Regions from separate parts of the Mus musculus genome. Here region 1 is linked to region 2. The links are chromatin loops, found by intact Hi-C in ENCODE. Cell type or tissue: gastrocnemius. All regions are shown on one strand. Links, peaks and the distances in the headings refer to the core of each region. The heading gives the core; the rest is flanking DNA. Region 1 overlaps Nup93 (nucleoporin 93). Region 2 holds the start of Slc12a3 (solute carrier family 12, member 3).

Evidence for each region. Peaks named below come from ENCODE experiments on the same cell type or tissue, not always from the same donor. Only the 100,000 strongest peaks of a DNase experiment are listed, where the experiment ranks them.
Region 1: a loop joins it to region 2, with 2.3 times the contacts of the local background. A loop is called at or near these places in 2 of 42 quality-filtered maps.

Annotation. Positions count from the first base shown.
Region 1 is chr8:94,274,021-94,283,046 of GRCm38, forward strand. Nup93 (nucleoporin 93) reads left to right here. Exons shown (of 22, transcript NM_001357266.1): 4 at 7,251-7,313. Among named protein-coding and RNA genes, the nearest start is that of Mir138-2, 46 kb to the right of the region's middle. In gastrocnemius, for the core only: a CTCF peak has its summit at 4,476 (motif pointing right); no DNase peak of the experiment used is centred there.
Region 2 is chr8:94,326,321-94,335,346 of GRCm38, forward strand. It overlaps Slc12a3 (solute carrier family 12, member 3), which reads left to right and starts at 2,888. Exons shown (of 25, transcript NM_001205311.1): 1 at 2,888-3,193; 2 at 4,057-4,203; 3 at 5,331-5,406; 4 at 6,907-7,002; 5 at 7,213-7,352; 6 at 7,701-7,811; 7 at 8,653-8,764; 8 at 8,961-9,026. The coding sequence starts at 2,918. It also overlaps a transcript of Nup93 not described here. In gastrocnemius, for the core only: CTCF peaks have their summits at 4,581 (motif pointing right) and 7,216 (motif pointing right); a DNase peak (open chromatin) is centred at 4,580.

The DNA.
Region 1 (9,026 bases), core at 552-8,551, 52 kb before region 2:
TCTGGGACACTGAGTTCTCCTCCTGGGGGAGAATTAGAAAACTGCCAAGTAAACCAGTTTGAATAATAATTTGATCTGCCTTAAAGGATCCAAATAAGCATACAATTTTATGGCCCTCTTTAAAGCGTTAACACTTGAAGTTCATTTTGTTCAAAATACAAAGTGAGATTCGTCATCGTGACTTGTACAGCACTATGCCACCTCTGGCTCCAGACTTATCTGAGCATGCATCTGCTGCCACCTGCTGAAAGGGCCGAGAGGCTCAGCACAGGCTCACACAACAGCATCCGACTAGTGGCATCATTCTTGTCTGTCTGACCCTACTCTCTTATGGGGAACATATGCAGTCTATCAACAGATAATTTGACATTTTTGTAGAAAACAAGCAGTGGGACTTACTTTAAATCTGAGTTGGAGATTAAAGTATAAACGTTAGTTGAGATTCAGCCTCATTCTATATATTATCTTATCACAGTACTCTCTATCTGATAAAATGACCCAAAGTACTTTAAGACATTATGTAAATTCTCTAATTTAAAGCTTGGGGACTACCCAAATATAAAAGTGTCAGTTCTTTGAGTTTTATCATTTGCACTTGAATGATTCCTGGGGGAGTATCGGCAGACACCGTGGAAAGGGCTGCTGAAGAGCAACCATATCCACACCAGCGCAGAGGCCCAGCTCACTGTGGGTTTTGTTTCATCTCGGAATAAGAATTACTACTCTGTTTATTTATCCACTTCCTTTATCGCCATCCCCAAAAGACAGGGTTGCAATATATAGCCCTGGCTGTCTTTGAATTCTCTATGTAGATCAGGCTGGCCTCAAATTGACAAGAGATCCGCCTGCCTCTGCATCCCAAGTGCTAGGATTAAAGGCATGTGCCACCACTCCTTTTCTTGCTTATTTTGTCTTTATGCCTTTTATTCATGCCTTGGCAGTTCATTCAATTGTAGTGTTCATTCCTAATATCACTGTTGACTTCACATTAATATTTTGATTTGGGGGCTGGCTAGATGACTCATCGAGTAAAAGCATTTGCTGCCAAATCTAAGAACTTGAGCTCAAACTCTGGAAGCCATGTGATGGAAGGAGAGAACCAACTCACTGGTTGTCTCTGACCTCTGACCTCTACATGTGTCATGACCCCTGGCCCAAATAAGAAAATGTAAAATTTTAAATGTAAGTATTTTGAATGTTGGTTATTACAGAGTTCCTGTTGATTTGTATCTGTCATGCATATTAAATGGGAGGCAGCACCGAGGTTCTGTGCTGTCCACTGTGGATTTTGCATCTTGTCAGATACCCACGGGCTGTAGTGCTGTCTCCATTTGACAGCATGGTTGGCTGGTTGGTCTGTTGAAGGAAAGAGAGAATAAGGAGTGTTTTGTGTCATGAGGGCCATATCAAATATGGCTTTTCCTTTGTGCAGCAGCCTCTAATTTAATGCATATCTGTGTGAACAGCAGTGAGGAACTTTATATGTTCTTCAAGTCATGCTTACTTGTAAATGGAAGCTGAGACCTGTTTAAAAAAAAGCAGCATAAAATATATTTTTTAATGGCTTTTCTTTTCTGACTTAACTGTACATAGAAAATTTCCTCATTAGAGATTCTTATTTTTGTTTAAGATTTATTTATTTATTTCATGTATGTGAGGACACCATCACTGTCTTCAGACACACCAGAAGAGGACATCGGATCTCATTACAGATGGTTGTGAGCCACCTTATGGTTGCTGGGAATTGAACTCAGGACCTCTGGAAGAGCAGTCAGTGCTCTTAACTGCTGAGCCATCTCTCCAGCCCTAGAGATTCTTTTTTAAAAGATTATGTTGTATGTGTGCATGCATGCATGCGCATGTGTACACACGTGCGTATGGAGTTCTGAGAATCTGAACTCAGGTCCTCAGGATTTCAAAAGGAAGAGCATGTTTACTTGCTGAACCAGTTCCTCACCGTTGAGGAGCAGATAAGCTAAGAAATATGTCCATTAGGCACAACAGAGGTCTGTTTGCCTAGGCCTCTTCTCTCCTCTTCTCTGGGGTACTCTGAATACCAGAGTCTGTATTGACTACAGTAAGGCTCATCTTCCTGTCCTCTAGCTATTTAGGAGCCACTTTGGCTACTGGGTCCTTGAAATACCTACAGTATTGGTAGGAAAATGGACGTAACCTTGAAGTTCTGGTCTGGGTTATTCTCCATCAGGTACATCACAAGGCAGCCTAGTTCCTCTAGCAAAGATGAACTGGAGAGATGGTTCAGCAGTTAAGAGCACTTGCTGCTTTTGCAGAAGGCCTGGATTCAGTTCTCTGCACCCATGTGGCTGCTGTAAGTCCAGTTCCAGAGGAGCCCTCTTCTGACCTTCATAGAAACCAGGCATTCATATGTTAGCACATATATGTAAACACTCAGGCCTGTGTGTGGTTTATACTGTGGATCTTTTAGACTTATGATGTCTATGCTTCTCTACTGTTAAAAGGATTGGCCCTGGATGTCATTGAATTGCCCAATTCCTTCCTGAATGGGAGCTATTGTGTGCTCCAGAAAGCTGGAAATCAAAACCCATTCCAAGAGCCAGTGATGTGTCTATTCTGGGACCCTAGAAGGGCGGAGCAAATAGGAAAGTTGGGTATGGGCATATTAACCCCAAAGGCCTGCAGCCATCTCTGAGTAGGAGGGAAGCTGTGCACAAGGCCTTCCCAGTAGTGGAGACCCAGCTCAGCCTTTACCTTTGTACCCTAACTTGATTTTCCAGAGATCCCACTTTTTGATAAATGATAAAACACCTTTCCAGGATGAGGATAGACTTTAAAGTTTTAAGGAGAGTCTCACAGAAACCAAAAAGAAAAGACTGGTAATCCTACCAGCAAGAATAAGACCACTACACAATTTTTGAGCCAAATTTGAAGCTAGCTTTAATACTGGCTAGCTGTATTTAATCCAAAAGGATGGATACTGGATTCCCATAGTATGTCACTGAATTATAATAAACAGGGGCTTATAAAGGCAAGAACCACAAGGCTATATGTACTTGTCCAGTCAAGGGCAAACATACATCCTGACATACCTCCTGCCTGTATGTGACCAAGCACATCCTGTAGAGTTGGGACAACCGAGGTTGTTCACAGATGCAGAGCAACAGCCTCTAGCACTCCAGTGTGTTATCTGCTCTTGGCAAGTAGGGCTTGCAGATTAGAAGCATGTTTGTTTTATAAATCTCCCAAGCATAGTAATTTAAACTGAAAACAACTTTAGTCATAGCAAGTCTAGGAAGAGGCTTGGGAAACCTGGATGGAGACAGATTATGTTTCTGCCCACCTGTTCAGTTTATTCTTGTTATGCTTTGGGGTTTGGTGTTTTGAGACAAGTTATTACTCTGAGGCTCAGGTTGGCCTTGAACTCACAGCAATCTTTCCTAGTACTGGGATTACAGTGGTGAGCCACCATACCTGGCCCCATCCAGGCTCTGAGACTGAAGAGGAGGAGGAAGAAGACAGGAGTCTTTTATCCATTTGGATGTTTAATTTTGCTTTCATTATTTTATATGGTAAAATACATATTGTCCCCATCTTTAATTTAGCAATTTTATTCCAGCCCTGTGTAACTGTTACCAGAGTTGTTAAGAGTCAAAGCCTGGGGCTGGGTGTGGTGGCACACACCTTTAATCCCAGCACTTGGGAGGCAGAGGCAGGCGGATTTCTGAGTTCGAGGCCAGCCTGGTCTACAAAGTGAGTTCCAGGTCAGCCAGGGCCATACAGAGAAACCCTGTCTCAAAAAAAAAAAAAAAAAAAAAAAAAAGAGTCAAAGCCTGGGTCCTAGCTAGGGCTACTCATCCTCTCTAGACCAATTAAAGAAAGAAGTAAGGTTGAAGGACAGAGGACAGAGCCAGATGTGGTGGCTCTTTCAATATGGTCATACTGGGAAAGGAGCAAATGGACCCCACCCCCTCCAAATCTAGCTTCAAGGTCCTGACATGAGGTTTAGGTTAAAACAGAGAACAAGAAGTATGCCTAGCCAAGCAGTGCTAGTCTGATTGTGTGCCTCCCCATCATTATCCGGACTGCAGGCTGGCCTGCAGGGTGGTCTAAGGAGTTGTCAGACCTGTGTTAAGTTTCTGTCCTGGGGACAAGTTCTGGCTGGTGCTAAGTTTCAGCCCTTTTTCTCCCATCAGTGAGATACCTGGGGAAATTGGAATTTCTTGGGTAGTCTTAATAGTTTGATAGCCTATGGGAGAGAGACAGTGACTTTAGAATATCTTCATTCATGACTTTTCCCAAAGGTGTGTTCTTTTTTTTTTTTTTTGGTTTTTCGAGACAGGGTTTCTCTGTAGCCCTGTCACTTTGTAGACCCAGGCTGGCCTCGAACTAGGAAATCCTCCTGCCTCTGCCTCCCGAGTGCTGGGATTAAAGGCGTGCACCACCACGCCCGGCTAGGTGTGTTCTTTGGAGTAAATTAATCATCACCACTAGATGGCACAAGATTCCATCCATCACTACTGTGTACCTGTTAGTTCTTTTTAAAAGGTAGGCTGCTACTGTATAGTTTTGAAAGTATATAATATGTATAATCTATTCTAATGTTTCCTTGTAGAAAGGAATAAAAGATAAATATCAAAGAGCAGAATAAGTGTAATTGGCCCTATATATAACCAAACACAAACATTCTAGAATAAGCATTTTGTCTGACGTACAATGTGGTGGCACAGACCTGTGATACCAGTGATTGGGATGCTGGGCTAGGGAGTTTTAAACATCTTTGGAGAGAGAAATAGCAAGACCTATTGGAGGGATATTGAATATATGTAGATTTTCTTGTCATTATTGCCTAAATAATATGCTATATAAGCTCTCAACCCTAGATTCACATTGTGTTAGTGACCTATGGCTTAAAAATGTTCACAGGTCGCATGCAGATACTCTGCTGTCTGGGGAAGGGTCTGGACCTGTCTTCCAGGAGTTCTGAGAAATGGTTGTGTTGTGGGTTGTGTGTACTACAGAGAGCAGGTAGTCTTTGAGGTACATAGTGGTGTGGTCTTTGTTCATATGTGGGCCGTATCTGAAATCCGAGTCTCATGCACAAATGCTTCATTTAATATGTTGAGATTTTTTACAATATAGCTTTTAAAAGACAAGGAGCTTAAGACTAAGCTGATCCCAATAATTTGTTATTTCTTTTTGCTATGATACTCTTTTATTTTTGGAAATTATAATAAAATTACATCATTTACCCCCTTCTCTTTCCTCCCTCCTGCCCCTCCCATGTAAACCCCCTGCCCCAGTTTTCTTCAAATATATGATCTTTTTTTCCTTTAATTGCTGGTAATGTTGGTTTGCATGAGTGAGTGAGAGAGAGAGAGAGAGAGAGAGAGAGAGAGAGAGAGAGAGAGAAAGAGAGAGAGAGAGAGTGTGTATGTGTGAGAGAGAGAGAGAGAGAGAGAAAATTCTTTTTAATTCAATTGAGGGCTCTGTTTCACAAGAAGTACTTCTCTTTTAAGTGTGTCTGACTACTGCTTTGCATGCTTGTATGTATGTATGTATGTTTGTAGATATGTATGTATGTATGTATGTATGTGAAATACATGAATATAGGCATAGTTAAAAGAAGTTAATATGCTGATCATTGACTTGGGAAGATCAGGGAAGCATAGAAGGGAGATAGAATATCAGGTTTAACATACTGCCCTCTGCATTAGCCATAACAGAAAAGTTAAACTAGGCCTTATCAATGGTGGCTTCTCCTCCCACCTTTAATCGAACAGCTTCCTGAGCAGCAGCACATGGCCCCTGCCTACTCATGGGCCACAGTAGTTGATGCATAGCTTTGCTTATAAATGGTGAAACTGTAAGCCTTTAATTTAGCCTTAGCCATTGAAGCCCTTATGAGAAAGATAGTGAGATAGATGCTACACAGTTGAGACCCTGTTTGAAAAATAGAGAATTCATAATACAAGATTGACCTTTTCCATGAAGGACAATGTATGTATATTTTATGATTACATCATCTCCCTTTCCTGTATGTGGGACCATTACTAAAAAGGGACTGAAGCCTTTCCCTAACCCTCACCTCATACCCTGTTGTCAGTGTAGACAGCAGTGTGCATTGAATCCTCAGAGCTGCCCTGGAGCCGTCTTCCCGAGGGGACTGTTTGCTGGCTGCTGGCTGCTGGCTGCTGGCTGCAGGCTGCCTTGGAGTATGAGAGCAAGGTGCAGGGGAATCGTGGGCCAGTGGATAAGGGATCTTGGAGATCTGAGAATATTATTAATATCTTATCCAAATTATATCGCCTTCCATTCATATTTGCTAACCAGCAGCTTAAGAACTAGGTTATTTGGACAGAGTGCATAAAGCTACAGCTGTTAAAATGACAAGTATGCAAACTAACCAGATCTGTAGAAAACCACCCGATAGTCTTAAGTGAGCTTGCCATTTAAAAGTGTTTGCTTAGTTCTTTCTTTTACATTCCCCAAATTCTTTTTAAAAAATCATAAAGAAAGCATTACAAAGAAAGCAGGTCATTAAAATGTATAAATGTATGAATAGTGTGCTTGCCAACTGTGCTGTACAGAATTTAGGTGGATCTGGGGTGTAGCATAACTTGGAGTCTTTCATTACAACCAAGACTTTGATCTCCATACATGATGAATATGTAATACTAATTGTAGCTTTCCTTGTTTCCGCTTAGACCTCTCAGCCCCAAGCTGTGGAAAAGAAGCTTTACCTTTGTATAAAAGACAGGGTCTGCCTGTGTGCATCTGTGGCTGTTGTCACCGTCTCTTGTATCCTCCCTCAGCTGACCTCATCTCAGGCAAATAGACAGTGAACAAGAACCAGGAGGCCACCCTGAGCACTTTCCTTAACGTCTCCCACATATCTAGACAATCAGTATTAATGGTAGAGCTGTGTACTGAGCCTTGGGTCCAAGAACTTGATTGCATTATCTCATTATTATACATAAGTCAGCTGACATTTAGAGTTTGGTTAATGTCCTGCCATTAGTAAATGGAGGCACTAGGCTTTGGCAGGGGCAGAGAGGATAGAGAGTACAGAGTCTCCAATATCCCCATTTGGCCTGCAAACTTCCTGCGTTACTGGAAATGGCCTTGAGCTCCTGATTCTCCTGTCTCCACCTCGGAGCCAGAGTTAAAGACATGCATTGCTACAGCAGGTTCTTGGGTTTACCTTTGGCTCAGGAGTATACTTCTGCTATTTGGAAGTAACCTTGGTTATGTGGCTTTACTTCATTTTCTAGGGCTTCCTGAAGAATGAGAAAGATAATGCCTTGTTGTCTGCTATTGAAGAGTCCCGGAAGAGGGTAAGAAACAACCGACATGAGATGCATGAGTGATAGTGTTAACTAGTGGATTGCAAGTCCTGCCTGTTCTGTTTCCTTCATCTTACCGAATGATGGTGACACTTTTTTTTAAAACTAACATTTTGTTTTATACTGTTTATTTCGGGGGGGGGGGGGCATGTAGAACTAAAGGACACCTTTTGTGGGTTGGTTATTTCCTTTTACCATGTCGGTTTGGGGCTCAAACCCAGGTTTCCAGGTTGGTAGCAAGGCTATATCACCATGCTAACATTTTCTCAAATCCTTTTAGAATATGTTTGGTATGCTAAATGATAACAGATACATCACCCAGAGCAGCCATTGTACATTCTAGCCTCTCTCCACCCCTGCAAATGCTCTCAACACGGAAATATCAGAACAGATAGTTTTACACAGGTGTTTCTGGGTGGTTTCATTCTGGGAAAGAATAGTAATTATTAGGTGAGATTTCCCAAGACACAGCAATATAGCATCCCATGTTGGATAAATGTGTATATTTTGGAGAAGCATTCCTTCATGATGCTCACAGGTCCTTTACTAGTGTGCATTAGCTCCTCTTGTTTCTGACAAGGACTGCAGCTTTTCAGTAACATCCCAGTTCAGAGTCAAAGTTTTGAGGCTCCTGAGAGGTCTTTGGGGAAGAGAGAGAAAAGGTTAGCTGTCAAATTAGACCTGACTCTCTGAAGGTACCTTCTCCCAGAAGCACCTGCCAGTCTGCCTGCTGTGTCTCTCTGCAGAGGGATCGGAGGAAGGAATGTTGTTCCTCTTGCAGTGTTTACTTAGCTTGGATGTCAGGTGAAATGTGTTTATGTATTATTTGTGTAATCTGAAAAGTAATGAAGTGAGAAGGGCCCCTGCTTGATGCGCAGTTAGTTCAGTCTACAGGGTAAAATCCTCAGCAGGACTGATGGCAGGCACGGCTGCCTTCTCTAGTGTGCAAGAAATGTTCCAAAGACATTACGTGACCAGTTAGGAAATTCCAGTTTCATTAGTGACATCGCTGGCAGCAGTACTTAATCCTAGAAATAGAGACATTCATTTGATTTAGATCTGAAGACATTTAGAAAGGGTTTTTGTTGTTGTTGTTCACTCTTGAATTTCTTACCAAAATTGATTGTCCTGTTATAAAAGACCAATGAAATTAAATTAGGATTCTTGAATGCCTCCAAACCTTATTAATACATTTACCTTGTAGAGTGTGTTTCTGAAATTGGCAGTCTCTAAATATTGTGCCATACTGAGACTAAATGTGCAGCCAGCCAAAACAATTTAGGTGACATGCCACAGCACAAAGTGTGTGCATATGTGTTTATGAGGACGACATCCCAGTGTTGGGAGCCAGCCTGAGGGGTACCTCTCACTTGGCTGGACAGTGGGAGCTTACTGCTGAGCAAAAAGAATTTTCAATAAAAAATAATTAAAAATTCAGCAGCTTCCTGGCATTTCCGTTACAATTTCATGTCTGAATGACTTGCCAATGTCCCGCTGAAATGCTGGGAAAACAGGCTAGGAAACCACAAATGTATCCTTGCCTTTCCTATTTAGTGCATCCCAGCAGAGACAAATGACACTCTCAGAACATACAAAGTGTCTCTAAAAGCTGCAGCAGCTCAGTAAGAATAGGATGTGTAAGCCAAAGCATACTGCTCTCTTCATTTTGGTAAAATGGAGTTCAGGGGCTCCCAACGTGTCCTT
Region 2 (9,026 bases), core at 494-8,493:
CAAGGTAGAAAACTGGCCCGGAGGAGTCCTTGGCCCCTGAGTCCTTACTTCAAGCCTTCAGCCCTGCTGGAAGCTGGCAGAGGAAAGAAGTGTTTATGTCTTCCTCTGCCCGCCACTTAATGTCCAATAGAGGCAGGATCTGTGCCATGGGAATCCCCAAAGACCCCTTGTAAGCTCGTCTCCACCTGGCTTAGCTCTCCTTGGTTCTAGTCTCCATTCATTCCCTGTACAACCAACAAGCACTTATTGAGCCCGTGTCTGAAACTCTGGTTGGTTGAGATAGTCGCTGAACAATCTATTGTGCGAGGCCCCTGCCTCTGTGGCTGACTTCCTTTCCAAGAAATTGGAGGGAACACTGCCCCTCCATGAAAGGGAGCACTGAGGTCTGAGAGCATCTCCATGCTAGTAGGGTGACTCTGGGACGGTCTCTAACTGGTCTCAACACCGTCTTCCTAGCTAGACACATTTGCCCTGGTCTCTCTAGCCCAGAGTACCAGGGGCCAGCTGGGTCTCTTGAAAGCACCCACCAGAGTGCAATTTCCTGTTGGAGGTAGCAGGGCCTGGATGCCTTGGGGCAGGTCCTCTAGGGGATATGGGTAGACTCTGAGAAGTAGGGCCTGGAGTGCTTTCCTCTAGTTTCCTCTGGAAGATACTGGAGCCTGAGCCTGAACAGAGTCCCACCATGAGTAGACAGCAGCCCTCTGACCTTCACCCACCCTAGGTCTCCATAGGAACAAAGCAGGTAAAAGGCCTCCTCCAGGAAGCCTTCCCTGGTTGTCCACAACACCTTGACCCTTCTCCAGTGGTCCACTCCTCCAGCTGTCTGCTGACCTCCCAGCTGGTCTGGTCTGTTGTAGCTGTAGCTTCCCATGAGCCCTTGCTCCACCATGGCTTCTCTGAGTCCCTGGGCTCCTGCTGCCACACAGCATGGGGTGCTGGCTGGTCTGTTGGACAGTGACAAGAGTCCTCAGATCTTATTTTAAATTCCATAAACTTATTTTAAATTTCATTAAAAAAAAATCTTGTGCCACATGTGGTGGCACACGCCTTTAATCCCAGTACTTGGGAGACAGAGGCAGAAGGATCTCTGTGAGTTCGAAGCCAGCCTGGTCTACAAAGTGAATTAGAGGCCAGCCAGGACTATTACTGTCTGGAAAAAAAAAATCTTGCAAGTTAATAATAATATTCAAACAAAATTTAACCATACCCAAGGTCAGTACAACTTAGTGAACTTCTATACAGTTAGAATTGGCATAGAAACAGAAGCTATAGAGCTTCATGTTAAATTTTACACCTTTAGTGTCAAATGTATTTTTTGCAATTGTCCACCATCCAAATCAAAAAATAAAAAACTGTGACGGAGTTAGAACTAGGAATACATCAGCTTTTTGTCCCCTTTCTGTGTCCTGCTCTTTGTGCCATCCTTCCTCATTCCTTTATATTCAGCCTTTCTTATGCTCTTTCTTCATGTTATACTGTACCCACGGGTACTTTTGTTTTTATGCATACATATATTTTTGGCTAGATTCCACAGGAGGGAGAGTGTGTGGTTTATTTCTGAAGTTGTATGATCTCACCTAATATTCATACTGAGACTGTCCATTTTCCCGAAAACATTTTAACTTGATAGCCAAGTAGCATGCATATATATAATTTATACTTATATAACTTATGTATACATGGTTTATACATATACATAGTTTTTTTTACCCATTCATTTGTTGATTGTCAAGGTCGATTCCAAATCTTTGTTATAGTCAATAAAGCAGCAAGAAGCATGTACCGTCGTCTCCTATTCTTGTAAGGGGCTGGGTCACCTCACTGGGAAGTAACTGAGAGCAAATTCAGGACATGTGTCTGGGAGGGCAGAGGGAGCGGGCTTTAGGGTAGCCCTAAGCCTCAGATGATTCAGGGAAACACTGGGTGGTTCCAGAGACAGGGCAGGATGCCAGGCTTTTGTGCCCCACAGCCATGGATTACTGAACGCCCAGCCTCTTAGGGAAAGATAGTTATGGGTGGGGCCATTAATGTAAGGGCTGACTCTGGGACCCCTCACAGCTACAAGTCCATTGCTTTCTTAGGACACATCCAACATCCACTAGTTCATCATCAAGACCCAGAGTGTCTTTCATACCCCAGGGCAATGCCCCTGCAATGGCTTAGGAGCCTTTGCTGACCAGATCTCCTACTTCATGGGAACAATGCATGGCTCCAGGGAGGGAAAGACCAGTTGCTCTGGGCTCCAAACTACAGCCCCGTAGGCCAGCCTGTGAATGTGTAGGTCAGGCTGCACTGTGCCTGTTTACCCTAGAGGCCAGTGGCCAGCACCAAGCTCTCAAGGTTTGTCAGTCAAGAGGTGGCTGCAGGTCTGGCTTGAGGCCACTAATCACAATGGCTTATGTATATTGAAATGTATCAGGAAAGACGCTGAGACTGTGAGGGATGGAGATCGGAAGGCAGACTTCCTTTTTTTTTATATGCATGTCCTAAGATGACATCCATTCAAACTAGTAAATAAAATGAAAGAAATACATTGTGCCCAACACGAGGACTGTTAACCTGCAGTGTAGGTAGGCACCTTGCAGCAGGCCTTCTCTGGGTCCTCTCTCATGTCTGCTGCTTCCTGGGTCCTAGCTGCAGAACCTCTGCTACCCTAGGCTTAGAAGGGCTACTGCAGGACTCAGGGATGTGGCCCTGGCTCTAGCCCAGCCCTCCTGCTCCAAATTGGCCCCTGTGTCAATGATCAGATAAATGGGGGCAGGACAGCAGTTGCTATGGCTCCGCCCCCCACCCTGGCAGAGACCCTGCTCACTTGCCATGGGCGGTCTGGACCAAGCTCCCGCCTCCTCCCAGCCTATAAAGCCACCCTCAGTGCCCTTGCCCACTCTTGTCCCCTCCTTTGATACCCAGAGCCATAATGGCAGAGCTCCCCGTGACAGAGCTGCCTGGCGATGCTCTGTGCAGTGGGCGCTTCACCATCAGCACACTGATGGGAGGCGATGAGCCCCCACCAGCTGCCTGTGACAGCAGCCAGCCCAGCCACTTAACACACGGCAGCACCTTATACATGCGCACCTTCGGTTACAACACCATAGACGTGGTGCCGGCCTACGAACACTATGCTAACAGCGCTCTGCCCGGTGAGCCCCGGAAGGTGCGGCCCACCCTGGCTGACCTGCATTCATTCCTCAAGGTAAGCAGAAGTTCAAAGACTGGCCGCTTCCTGGCTGGGTAACGTTGGCATGATTGCCCAACATGTTCTGTCATTCGTGTTGTGAAAATGACTGGGCATCTTCCTCTAGGGTCAAGACACCCAAATGAATAGTGGACAGAGGTGCCATGAAGCTTGGGGGCACAAGTAATACATATTGTCCAGGCACCGGCAGCACAATGATAGCATAGCCTGCTGCTTATACAAATGCAGGTTGCACACCGCTGGGAGAGACTGTGAGAGGGAGGGAGGGAGCATGGTGAGCCCTCTCAAATATTAGCTCATCGGCTTCGCTGTCTGGGAGGCTGGAGGGTCCAATCCCTGTCACCTCACGGTTTCACCAACAGTTGGATGTTCTAACCTCTAACACTCTTCCGTGTTTCAAAGCTTCCCTCTGAAGGGACCAAACAAGACCCCTTGTTTGAATAGGGATGCTGAGATAGGTACTGGGATGAAGGTCCCAGAGTAGGCTGCGGTTGGTAGGAATACGAAATAGAAGATGACCATGCTGGAGTCCAGGCCTGGGTTCAAGACTCTCTGTGTCAGAGACCTGGTGTGTGGCGTGTGACATACTGCTTCACCTCCCATCCCGTGTCACTTCTCAGACTGCAGGCTTGTCAGACTCCAGCCCTCTGCCCTAGAGGGGAGGAGCCTCCCGGAGCAGAAGCATTCTGAATGCTCAGCTTGCTTGCTCTCTCTGGTGTTTCTCCAAGCTTCGAGTAGCATTGTACCCAGGAAGCTGTCCAAGGGCTGCCTGTGTGGCAAAGTGGGGCAGGCAAGACTGAATACAGACACCCAGCCCCTAACCCCCATTGCCTGACTCCTATTGGTCTCTGGGCCCCCAGCAGGAAGGTAGCCACCTGCATGCCCTGGCCTTTGATGGACGGCAAGGTCGTGAGCTGACTGATGGACTTGTGGAAGATGAGACAGGCACCAACAGTGAGAAGAGCCCTGGAGAACCTGTTCGCTTCGGCTGGGTCAAGGGGGTGATGGTGAGTGGCTGTGGCCCGGAGCTTGATGTCTAGACAGGGTGGGGGTAGAGCCCCATTCAGCCTCAGCTTTGACTCTCAGGCCCTAGTGAGCAGTTTAGACCTGGAGCTCAGTTTGGGCCTCAGTTTCCCCATCAGCAGTGGCCTCCAATTAATTGTATTTGGCTTCCCACAGTTCTTGGGCGCTCTTGGCCAAGACCCAATCCTAAGAAGATCTCTGCTTAGCTACTCACTAGTGTTGTAGCCTTAGGAAAGTTACTTAGCTACTCCTGCCTCAGTTTCCTCACCCGTAAAACTGAGCATTAAAATAGTTGTTAGGTGTGAGAGTTCTTGGATCAATGCCTGCTAGGGGGTTATTAGAAGAAATTCCCCACATGGCCACTAGAGGGCAGCACTAACATACACATCGACAATCCCTCCTCTCCCATCGCATACCATGGTACAGCCTAGTGTTAGCTGTAGTATGAAGCATAAGTAACCCTTCAGGAAGTAAAGACTCAATGCCCTTGACTTTGAAAGACAATATAGGGTTCTACAAAGATGTGGGGATGGGGTACAGGAGAAAGCAGAACCAGAGCCTTCACCCCCTCCCCGGGGGCTCCACATTCAGAGTTGGGACACCCCCCTGATCTGTGTTAGCCAGAACCAGGCACACCCTGATTTTCATCTCAGCAGATGTGAGCCCCAGAAATCTCATGAGTGTGAAGGTCACACGTCCCTACCTGGCCCTAGTAGTTGGCAGGGCCAAAGGCCTTGTCGGACCCTCCCATTTGGAATTTCAGCCCCAGTGATGACCTCTGGCTTTGCCTTTAATATGGAAGCAACCTGAGCTTTGATTTCTGCTCTACGTGGGGTGCTGGCTTCCCCTGGCTTTTGCTGATGCCTTCAGAATACTATGCCCGGGGTCAATAAGCTGCCCAAGGCAGTGGCTGGCCAGGCCTCCACGGCAGAGTGGGAGGAGGTGGGATAAAAATTGTCCTCCCCTTTCACCCCCAAGCCAGGCAGTCTGATCCCATGGGAGGGAGAGCACAAGAAACATCAGGTGTCCCCTAGACCTGGGAACAAGCACACGAGGCTTTGGCTTTGGGCACCTGGCCCTCAGGAAGCCTCTAACCCCACTCTCCTGCCAGATCCGTTGCATGCTCAACATCTGGGGAGTGATCCTCTACCTGCGACTCCCCTGGATTACGGCGCAGGCGGGCATCGGTGAGTGCCACCTCAAGGAGAAGGGAATGCACGAGTGCTTGCATTCTGGTCCCAACCCCTTGGGCTGTAGAGACTCCAGGCTAGGTCCGCTCCTTCCCAGCACACCCTCAGATGGCAGCAGCCACGGGTGGGGTGGAGTGGAAGAGACCATTGGATGCAGAGTCAGCAGTGTCAGGGTACCTCGGCAAGCCGACTTCTAGCGCAGAGTATTTGTGCTCAGAACTGGGACTCTAGAAGACCAGAGTTCAGATGCTGGGTAGCCTTGAGTGCCAACCATCTCTGAGCCTTGGTTTCCTCGTGGGTAAAACGAGTCTGATGACAGTTCCTGCCTCCAGAGCTGCTGTGCAGCTTCCAAGGTGCTGGAAGGCAGCCTAGGCTTTAGTACCTGAAGGCTCTCAGTACATGGTAACTACTGCTTTCTTTATATTGCCAAAGGGGGCGACTTTCTTTCTGTGCCTGCAAACTATTCACACATTGGCACATGAACTTGCTATTAATCAACTCACCAAGGAAAGTAGACAAACCAACCTTATCTTAGTCTGGGGAGGTAGATGTGTGTGTGTGTGTGTGTGTGTGTGTCACATGCTGTCTTGTGCATCTTTATATTTGATTGTGCAGAGTCCAGAGAAAACCTCAGACATCTACCTCAGGAGCCATCCTCCTCCTCTGAGATGGATCTTTCATTGGCCCAGATCTCACTAACTAGACTAGACTGGCTGGCCAGCAAGCCCCAGGGATCTTCCAATCTCTGCCTCCTCAGTACTGGGCTTGCAGGTGCATGCCACCCTGCCTAGACTTTGGTGTGGGCTGTAGAGACCAAACTCAGATCATCCTGCTTGTGAGCCAAGCACCTTGCTAACTCCCAGGTGCTCTGGCTTTTTTGTGACAGACTCCTGTATATCCCAGGTCTCAAACTCACTATGTAACAACCAAGGATGACCTTAGAGTTCTAGCTACCAGGATTTCTAGCTCCTAGAATTAAATGTGTGTGCCACCATGCCTGGGTTATGTGGTACTAGGGCTCAAACCCAGGCCTTGTGCTATTTAATAGACTTTTATTGTCCTAACTGAGCTATATCTCTAGTCTTTATTTTTAGTGAGTTTTATATTTGGGGGCTTTTTGTGGGGGTTGCTGTTATTTGAAGTGAGTTCTGTCTCTCTATGTAAACTTGATTGTTTTAGAACTTGCTATGTAGATCAGGCTGGTCTTGAACTCACAGAGATCCACCCGCCTCTGCCTTGTGAATGCTGGGATTAAATACATGTGACATCACGCCCAGGGCTTCTCTCTCTATTGCCCAGGCTGGCCTTGAACTCTCTACCTCCAAAATTCTGGGGTGGCAGGTCTGCACCTCGGCCTCTGACTGAGACCCACAGTTCTTCAGGTGGCAAACTAAGGCTCAGAGAAAGGGACTCGGGTCACATGGGGATTGAGGGGGCTGACCTGAGAAGTGTGTTGATTGAGTTTTGGGGTGCTCCCATTCATTCACCCCCACACAGTGCTGACTTGGCTCATCATCCTGCTGTCGGTCATGGTGACATCCATCACCGGCCTCTCCATCTCCGCCATCTCTACCAATGGCAAGGTCAAGTCGGGTGAGTTCTGGGACCATCTTTATCTGGACACCATGCATTCTGAGCTACTGCCCCACCCCTGGCGTACCCTGTCATGCCCACCTTGCTTCTGATGGGGACTTGTAGGGGCTCTTTACCTCTCAAGCTGGTCTCCATTGTCCACCTTGTGGCCCTTGGTCCTGCCCCTCTTGCACTACAGTTTCTTCTCTGGCCCTCTGCTCTGCCCGCTAGGTGGCACCTATTTCCTTATTTCCCGGAGTCTGGGACCAGAGCTGGGAGGCTCCATTGGCCTCATCTTCGCCTTTGCCAATGCTGTGGGTGTGGCCATGCACACTGTGGGCTTTGCAGAAACCGTAAGGGACCTACTGCAGGTGAGGGACCTGGCATGGGGCAGAGGGAGTGGGACAACCCCCCTCCACCCCCCAGCACCTCCCCCACACACACTGCTCCTCACTGAACCGGGCCTTCCTTCTCCTGCCTAACCTTCCCTACCAGTGACCAACGCTACATCTTGTCACTTTGAGTGACAATAAAAGTCTTTACTAAGTATAGACCATCCTCACAAGCCCCCTTTGGGGTGCATGCTGCCTTTGGGCCATGTTGTCCATGACCACACAGTAGCCCTTTGGGGGAGGGTATGCCCTAAGTGGAGTGGGGTTGGGGTTCTGGAGGAACAGATGTGAAGACTGAACACACAGCTGGCCTGCTCCCCCACTCAGGAGTATGGCACACCCATCGTAGACCCCATCAATGACATCCGCATCATCGGTGTGGTCACGGTCACTGTGCTGCTGGCCATCTCGCTGGCTGGGATGGAGTGGGAGTCCAAGGTGAGGAGGGGATGCTGGGTGGGAGAGGGCAGACCTGGCTCTGGCTTTGCCTCTTCTTAGTGTATCAACTAGGATTGAAGTGTGGCCACTAGGATAAAAGAAAAACCCTGAGACGTCCTGTAACCCTCCTAAGGATGTGGTGTAGGGCTAGCATGGTGGTTTCCATGGAGCAGGGGAGGGGCGTGAAGATTCCTTCCATCCTGTGACCTGTCCATCCCCGAATGTGGCCCTTATTGACCTGGATCACAGTGGCCACCATTGTCACATCTGTGGTCCAGGTGGAGGGGCAGGGAGGAGTGAAAGAAAAGAAGGGAATTCTCTAGCCACACTTTTAGGCTAAGCCAAAGGTTGTGCACATAACTCCTGCTCACACCCTATTGGCCACACAGAGCTACAAAGGGAGGCAAGAAAATGTGTTCTTCAACCCTGCTAAATCCTGTATTCAGCCAAATGTCAGAGGTTACATATCAGGAAACCAAAGAATCACTGGGCTATAGCCAGCAGGCTGGCCCAGGGGGAGCCTTTGATTGGCAGGGGCCTGGCTTGCGTGCCTTGCTTCTCCATGTTGCTCTCTGGCCTCCTGGCTCTTCAGTCTCCAGGTGGTTCTGTGCTTCTCCAGCCGCCCTCTTGACAGTATCTGCTGCTGGGAATGAACACTCTGCTAACGTAGCCCCCGACCTGACTCCATCATAACTCCTGTTTCTAGTCTCAGATCAACTTGTTCGCTGTCACGTCCCTGACTCCTCACTGTCTGACTGAGATGAGGAGGCAGTCACGTGGGTAAGGGAGTGAGTGACCCTGCAGGCCCCTGAAGGCTGACCTCCGGTGTCCTTTACTCCAGGCCCAGGTGCTATTCTTTCTTGTCATCATGGTCTCCTTTGCCAACTACCTGGTGGGCACACTGATCCCAGCATCTGAAGACAAAGCCTCTAAAGGCTTCTACAGCTACCATGGTACGTGAGGTCAGGAGCTTCCCTTGGCGGTGACTCAGTGGATGGGGGTCTGTGTATTTGACTCCTTACATGGGCACAAGAGGCCGGATCTCCTCCCAAGGCCACAGGCTTCCAGGTATCCCACTGCTGTTTGACTGGGCCCAGTTAGATGGCTAAGCCCTGTGGGTGGCTCTGACTTAGGCATTGGTTTTTCCAGGGGACATTTTTGTTCAGAACCTGGTACCCGACTGGAGAGGCATTGATGGTAGCTTCTTTGGCATGT